2 separate regions of the Homo sapiens genome follow, and region 1 is linked to region 2. A link is an interaction called in ENCODE POLR2A ChIA-PET data of the cell type or tissue named here. Cell type or tissue: OCI-LY7. All regions are shown on one strand.

Evidence for each region. Peaks named below come from ENCODE experiments on the same cell type or tissue, not always from the same donor. Only the 100,000 strongest peaks of a DNase experiment are listed, where the experiment ranks them.
Region 1: POLR2A ChIA-PET joins it to region 2 with 8 read pairs; 2 of 35 experiments call an interaction of 5 or more read pairs at or near these places.

The regions. Positions count from the first base shown.
Region 1 is chr5:78,370,614-78,374,613 of GRCh38, forward strand. All of the region lies in intron 1 of SCAMP1 (secretory carrier membrane protein 1), which reads left to right. Among named protein-coding and RNA genes, the nearest start is that of SCAMP1, 12 kb to the left of the region's middle. In OCI-LY7, no CTCF peak of the experiment used is centred here; no DNase peak of the experiment used is centred here.
Region 2 is chr5:78,731,344-78,735,343 of GRCh38, forward strand. The region is part of intron 3 of LOC124900191 (a long non-coding RNA gene); the gene reads right to left. Among named protein-coding and RNA genes, the nearest start is that of LHFPL2, 85 kb to the left of the region's middle. In OCI-LY7, no CTCF peak of the experiment used is centred here; DNase peaks (open chromatin) are centred at 1,225 and 1,608; H3K4me3 peaks cover 850 bases; H3K27ac peaks cover 3,295 bases.

The DNA.
Region 1 (4,000 bases), 360 kb before region 2:
TTACAGATAATGTGTCTATAAACATTCCTGTACAAGTGTTCTGTTTGATCACCTGTTTTAAATTCTTTTGGGGATATATACCTACAAGTGGAATTGCCTAGTCATATGGTAACTCTGTTTAATCATGGAGGAGCTTCCAGACCCTTTTCCAAAGTGGCTGTACCATTTTATATTCCTGCTAGCAGTGTATGGGTATGTAGATTTCTCTACATCTTTGTTAACACTTGCTATTACCTGTTTTTTATTCTAGTCATCCTAGTGGGGGTGAAGTGGTATCTTGTGGTTTTGATTTGCAGTCTGCTGATAACTAATGATGTTGAGAATCTTCTCATTTGCTTATTGACATTTGCATATTTTCTTTGATGTCTGTTCAGATCCTTTGGCTATTCTTAGATTGGGTTATTTGTCTTTTTTATTATTGAGTTATAAGAGTTTTTATATATCCTGGATACATACCTTTATCAGGTATGTGATTTGTGACTTTTTTTCCCATTTTCTGGGTTGTCTTTTTACTTTCTTGATAACATCTTTTGAAGCACAAAAGCTTTTAATTGTGTTAAGTTCAAATTACCTATTTTTTGTTGTTGGTGTTTTAGTGTCACATCTAAGAATCCTTTGCCAAATCTGAGGTAAAGAAGGTTTATCCCTATGTTTTCTTCAAAGAGTTTTATAGTTTTAGCTGTTGAATTTAGGTCTATGATTCATTTTGAGTTAATTTTTGTATTTGGTATGACGTAAGGTCAACTTTATTGTTTTGCATGTGGTTATAATGGTTGTTCCAGCACCATTTGTTGAAAAGATTGTTCAGTCCCCATTGAATGATCTTGGCACACTTGTCAAAAATCTCAGTATTCTTAATCTGTGTTCTTGCAAAGGAGATGAAATATTTTATCTGAAAAAGCCCTCATATTTCATGCAAAAATGCCTTGCAAATACCTGGTAGTCACCAGGTTTTCTGAGTATATATTAACTTGTCCGGCTTCTAAAATTGCCAGAGCTACTTTTGCAACTGCTTCTAAGTCTTTGCATACTTTAATGCTTAAAAACAAATTTAATAGCAGGTTTTACACTTGGTTTTAGAATGTAATTATGAACACATTGTCAGTATTACCAACTTGATATGTTTCCTTTTTTAAAAAATAAATGCTTCCTTAAAAGAAATACTTCCATTTATTTTACAGAATACAGTTGAATTAAATAATACATTTTTGCATTTAAGCAGAAACACTGGAACCCCTTAAACTCTTAAAGCAAAGGATATGCGTATAGTGTAAAGCGTTATGCATTTTGAGTATTGCTGAAATCAAATTAGGAAGGAGGGATTTGTGATAGTTATACATTGATAATTATAACTTGATTGATAGTAGAAGAAAACACAAAACATTTGAATGCAAATAATTTAGTATATATAGCTATTAAAGATGTTTGCTTCTCAAACACAGTGAAAACAATGCATAGTGTAGAAGCATTCTGTACGTAACAAATACTTTAAGTTCTCACTTTCTTCAAGAGAAATAAGCTGTGGCTGTGTTATATACATGCTAACGGCAGCCATTTAATCTGTGGAAATCCTCTAATGGTGGTTAGAATTCTTATATGATAATTTGGGATATATGGAGAGCACTGTCAAGTGAAAGTGGTAGGTAATGGGAAAAGAGCATCAGGAGTATTGGCCAGTCATGGCCAGGAGTTGGTAAACTAGGTGTAATTTTACCACCATTTGGCACTTTTTCTTATAAACAAATTCTAAATGGTGGTTAAGCTTCCCAGGCCAGTGCTTACAATTGTAGTATGTAGCACCAAACCCAAGCATTCTCTACAGTAATGTACCCAAAGAGGGGGAAGGTTCATTTGTGATATCAGGGATTCATCCCCTGCTAGCCTACCATGACATTGAAAAGTAATCATAACCTTAAAAACTAATAGCTCAGATATTAAAAAAAAAAATTAGATGTCTTTTTCAAAAATCTCCAAGCAAGTGCACAACTCTCCAACATTTGTATGAAACCTACATCACAAGGTGATTTGTCATAACAATAAAAGGAGTTCTTCTTACTGTTATCCTCACTTCAAGTCATGATATATAATAGCTTCTAAAATCCCTGAGCTTGGTAAGGCAACTAGTAATTTGCATGTCTTGTTTTTGTTTCTATTTATGTTAATACCAAAAAGTTTGAAAGTTAATAAAAAATCAGAGCCTGCTTTAGAAAATACAGGCAACTTGGGGTAAAATAAATAATAATTACATGTTGCAACAAAAGATAATCTTGCATTATTATTTATTTTCTTTATCTGTTATTTAAAAAGATTCCCATCTTTTTTTCTGATTCAAAAGGAAAACTCCTGGAACTATTAATATAAGAAACATAACAACAACAATAACTAAATACTGAAGTTAGAAAAATTAATTTGCCTGTGGTCACCTAGCTAGGAGGTAGAGAAGCAAACCTTAAGCAGTGTGGTTCCAGAGCCCACCTTCTTACCTTCTCCCCTCTGCTAGTGGAATACAAACCTCTGCAAATTTCACTTACTCCTTCTTCTTATCTCCCTGACACCAGGCTAAGAACACAGAAATGTTTGCCTGCAGTATGTATAGTTTATAGAACTTTATCTTATGAACTGAACTCTAAGTGGTGGTGAAGTTCCCCTGAGATTCAGCTATAAACATTTCCATTAAAAATGTTTATATTAAATAGAAAAAGCATGTATTACTACTTTCAAGCTTTGGGAATACATTAATTTGCATTTTTGCAATATGCTACTTACCTTAGGCTTGCTACATCCAATATAAAACCACAGAGACTGACTAACTCAACCTAAAACAAGCATCCCTAGCTGTAGGAAAGTTGCTATGTAGGAAAGTTGCCACATGGGGATAAAATTACACCTCTATTTTTTAAATCTTTCTTAAGGATTTACTATCCATGTAAGACATGTTTATATTCTCTAAATGTTCAGTTCTTTGCCCTACTGATTGCTTTAAGACGTAATTTGGTTTCTTGCCACTGCTCTATCTTTAGGCATATTATCTTTTTTTGACTATAGTTCAGTCAGAACATGTTTTCATGTAGTTCCTATAGCTCAGATATGGTACTACAAAATAGAGTGTGAAATTTGGACTAGCAGGACTGCCTTTACCTCTATGGTATCTGATAACATTTGGTATCTAATTCTTTTGCCAGTGGACCATCTAATTTCTGTTATTTTGGTTAGTGAGTTTGAGTGGACCTAATGGTATAATTTGAAAAACAAACAAAACATATTCTCAGTCTTTATCAACCATTATATTTAAAATGGAGAGCTTGCCAGTTTAATAGGTCTTTATGGTTATTTAAAATTTTATATAATTACTGTGACTGCATTGGAGATTAAAGTGGACCAAACTCAATTGTCTCCAAGAGATTATCATCATTGAAGATGGAGTAAGAGTAGGTTATTTAGTAACGTATATGAAACTCCCAAAAATCAGATGCTGTGATAGTCACTTGGGATACAAGATAAAGAGAATTTTCTGATGTCAAATAATCCACACTTTAGTTGGGAGATATAATGTGTGATAAATGCTTTGATGCTAACAAAACAAGAATAACATGTTCTTCATATTGCAGAAACAGAACTTCCTGAGAAGATGAGGCCTGAACTATCTTAGAGCCTCAGTTCCCCTAAATGCAGAATCTGAGGCAGAAGGCATATGTGTTGTTATACTTCACTTCTCTCATTTTATAGGTAGGGAAATTCGGACACAGAAGTTAATTTTTCTAAGTTTACTCAGGAGTGACAGGACTTGGAATAAAATTGTTTCATGGAATTGCTTCAATAAGGGTAAGGATAATGTGAGAAATAATTTCTCATAGCAATTGCTTAAAAGTGCTGCTGGCAATATAAAATGAAACAAAAAAAGGACCAGACCTCTCAATGTCATTTTGGCTGTAAGCTAAGAAACTAGAATTTCTTGTTTTCTATATTATTTAGGTTCATTACATTTATTATTAATTATCTG
Region 2 (4,000 bases):
TCACAATTTTGCTGGACTCTGAAGACAAAAGCCTTGATGGGTAAAAGGGCCTGTATTAGCTTCCTGTGGCTTCCATAACAAATTACTGCAAACTGGGTGGCTTAAAGCAATAGTAATGTATTCCTACAGCAAGAAGTCTAAAGCGCACACAGTGTCAGCAAGGTGGGTCCCTTCTGGAGGCTCTGAAGGACAGCATCTTCCAAGCCTCTTCCCTGGCTTGTGGAGGCTGCCTGCCTGGCCAGCTTTACTGTTCCTCGGGTTGCTGACACCCACTGCAATCTCTGCCTCCTGTGTGTCTCTGAGTGTCAAATCTCCCACTCCTTTATTTTATAAGGACACCAGTCATTGGATTTAGAGCCCACTCTAAATGCAGAATGATCTCATCTCGAGAACCTTATCTTAGTAATATCTGCAAAGACCCTATTTCCAAATAAGGTCATATTCACAGGTATTGGGCATATATTCTTGAGAACCTAAGTCAACCCACTATGGGGTCTTTAGATTTTCAGTTTCCATTTGCCTTTTATTCAAGCTTTACTTGAACTGTTGAGCTTTGGATTTCCACTTGATAGAAATACTGAAATCCTGAGACCTTTTATTAATGAATAATAGCAAAACCTCTGCAAATTCGAGGCAGTTTAAAATCATGTCCTTCGAGAGACTCTGCAGGATCTCCTAGCATCCCAGGAGAATGGGAGGGAACAATAGCAACATGCCTTTGATCTCTTCAGTAGGAAAGTTTCAACAGGAGCCAAGGCCTGTGCTTTAATATTGTTGTGCATTAGTCAGAACATAGATATGTGAGTGTTTACAATCTTGAGACATAAGTGGAAAAGTAACAAGAATGTGGCTCTAAGAGATACTCACCAAAATAACTTGTTTGTTGAAAAATAGGGAAAAATCTAACACAATATTGGTGAATAAAACTTCTAATGAGTGAACCCCATTCATACTCCTTTCCCATGCTTTTAGGGAAACATAAATTATATAGAAATAGTACTACAGATGAACAAATGGAAGTTATGTATGATTTCTAATAATTAAAGAAAGGTTCCGTTATCTTGGGAGATTTGGCATTAAATCTAAATTATTAATATAGGAAGATAACCATATTAAAAGTTAGGGGTTTTTTTCATCATTAATCTCCACCAATTTAAGTTATTTCTCTTCAAGTATCATCATGGCTCAGATCAAGCCTCCAGAGTATTCTGCAGATTTGAGATGGAAACTTCTTCCTTCTAATGACAGGCTTCTCTCTATTTAGGATACCAGAGAACCTTTCATTTCTCTTTTTTTTTTTTTTTTTTTTTTTTTCGAGATGGAGTCTCGCCCTGTCACCCAGGCTGGAGTGCAATGGTGTTATCTCGGCTCACTGCAACCTCCACCTCCCAGATTCAAGTGATTCTCCTGCCTCAGCCTCCTGAGTAGCTGGGATTATAGGCTTGCACCACCACACCTGGCTAATTTTTTTTTGTATCTTTAGTAGACACAGGGTTTCACCATGTTGGCCAGGCTGGTCTTGAACTCCTGACCTCAAATGATCCGCCCGCCTCCACCGCCCAAAGTGCTGGGATTACAGACGCTCATGCCTGGCTGTTTCATTTCCCTTTTTTTATGTTCAGAAAAATCTGAAACACCCAGTGAGCTCGCTCATCCTAATCACATTTCATGACCAGTAATACCACCATGCAATTAACTTAATAAATGGTTTTCATTTAAAAAGTAGAAAGAATAGTTAACAAAATTATAAAAATGAATAAAGGGAAGTCGCCCTACCGGACAATACATCTCACAGCTACAATTCTTACAATATTGTAGCACTATCACATAAAGACCCACATACATGAATGAAATGGAATTACAAACGTTGACTTCAGTAATTTATATAATAAAGGCAACATTTCAAATCAACTAGATAGCCATCAAGAAAAAGGATATTTGCACCCCTACCTCATATCTTAGAGTAAAATTAATACTGAATACAGCAAAGGTAAAGATGTAAAAAAACGAACACATATATATACGTGCATGTGTTCATGCGTGCACACATGCACACACAGAGTGGAAGAAAACATGGGGAAAATTTTATAATTTCAGAGTGAGAGAGGCCTTTTCAAGTATGACAAAAATCCAGAAGACTAAAAGAAAAGAGAAATTTAACTACACAAAAATAACTTTTTTGCATGGAAAAACCATCATAAGCAAAGTCGAAAGGTAGATAATAAATGGGAAAAAATGTTTATAGCTCACATCACAAACAAAAGACTAATTTCCTTTCTCTCTTCCTCTGTCTCTGCACACACATACACACAACCACCTACACACTTTTCTTACAGAGAAAGATCTAAAAACCAATAGAAAAATGGGCAGAGGCTATGGAGACAATTTGCTAAAGAGGAAGCAAACACTGAAAAGATGTTCACCTCGTTCATAGATTTTCATATGTGTAATATGATTTGAAAGTACAATTCAATTACATTTCAAAAAGAAGTTTGTTTTCAAAAACAAACAAAATGCCATGTTTAACTCATCAGATTGGAAAGGCGAAAAGACCTTGAGCATATATCCAGTTTGCTCTTTATAACAATGTGACTGACACTATTCCCACCAAGATGGAGTTCCCTCCCTTTGTGTCCCCTCTCCTTACACCTGGGTGGGCTTGTTAACTCTCCCCACTGGATGGATCGTGGAAGGGATACTATGTGACATCCAAACACGTCTTTTTATAAGGATGCCTCCTTCGATCACTTGCCCCAGGCATCTTTCTTGCCTTCCCCTAGCCCTGGACATGCTTCTAAAGTCTAGACCATAAAAAGGATCTAGCTTCCACCTGGCACTCTTTCTGTCTTCCAGGTACTCTCTGGAGCCCTGGGCTCCCATGTAAGATGTTTGGCTACCCTGACGTCACCAAGTTGAAGAAACCATGTGGAGAGACCACAAAGAAATAGAAATAGAAAGAGATACCTGAGTGGTCCCAGTGATTCCATCACTGAGAGTTTTGGCCTGTGCACCAGAGGTGTAAGTCCTGTACCAGATATGTGAGGAAATCTTCAAAGTTACCCATCTGAAAAGCAACCTCCTCTGAGACCCCAAACCAGAACAGTCCAGCCAAGCCGCCCCTGCATCTGGAAACTGTGAGAGATGAGAAATAACGATTGTTGTTTGAAGTCACTAAGTTTTGGGGTGATTTGTTAGGCACCAATAGGTAACTAATGCACATACCCATATAACTTGCTGCTGGTAGAGTAAAGTGCTACATCCTCCTTGAAGATTAGTGATTTATTAACATCTAATCAAAATAACACATACATAAGCCCTTTCCCCAGACATTCCACTTTTAGAATTTTCTTGGGCTGGGCATGGTGATTCATGCCTGTAATCCCAGCACTTTGGGAGGCCAAGGCGGTTGGATTGCTTGAGGTCAGGAGTTCAAGACCAGCCTGGTCAGCATGGGGAAACCCCATCTCTATAAAAAATTTTTTAAAAAAGAAAGAAAGAATTTTCTCAACAAATATACTCACACAAATGCAAAGTGACATATGTACAGTATTATTTATCACAGCACTATTTCAATAGAGATTATTGGAAACAACCTAAATATGGGCCCGTTTTAGCAAATTTTCATTCCACAGATTATTGTGCCATCTAAAAGAGAATGAAGCTATTCTTTGTATGTTTATATAAAAATAAATCTCCAACTTTAATGCAAAACAACAAAAAAGTAAGGTGCAAGGCAGTGTGTATAGCACAGTCGCAATTGCAAAAGAGAAGAAAGAAAAAAATATTTGTCCATAATTGCATGAATATGCATAGATTATCTTAGCAGTTACACAATGAAATTTCTACATCCATTGCCTGGGGAAGAGAACAGAAGACTAAGAGATCAGAGTGGGAGGGCAGAGTTTCACTGTGTGCTTTTAGTACCTCTTAATTTTATGCCAGGTGAATATATTATCTAATCAGAAATAAATAAATCAGATTTACTTAAAAAATAAATTTC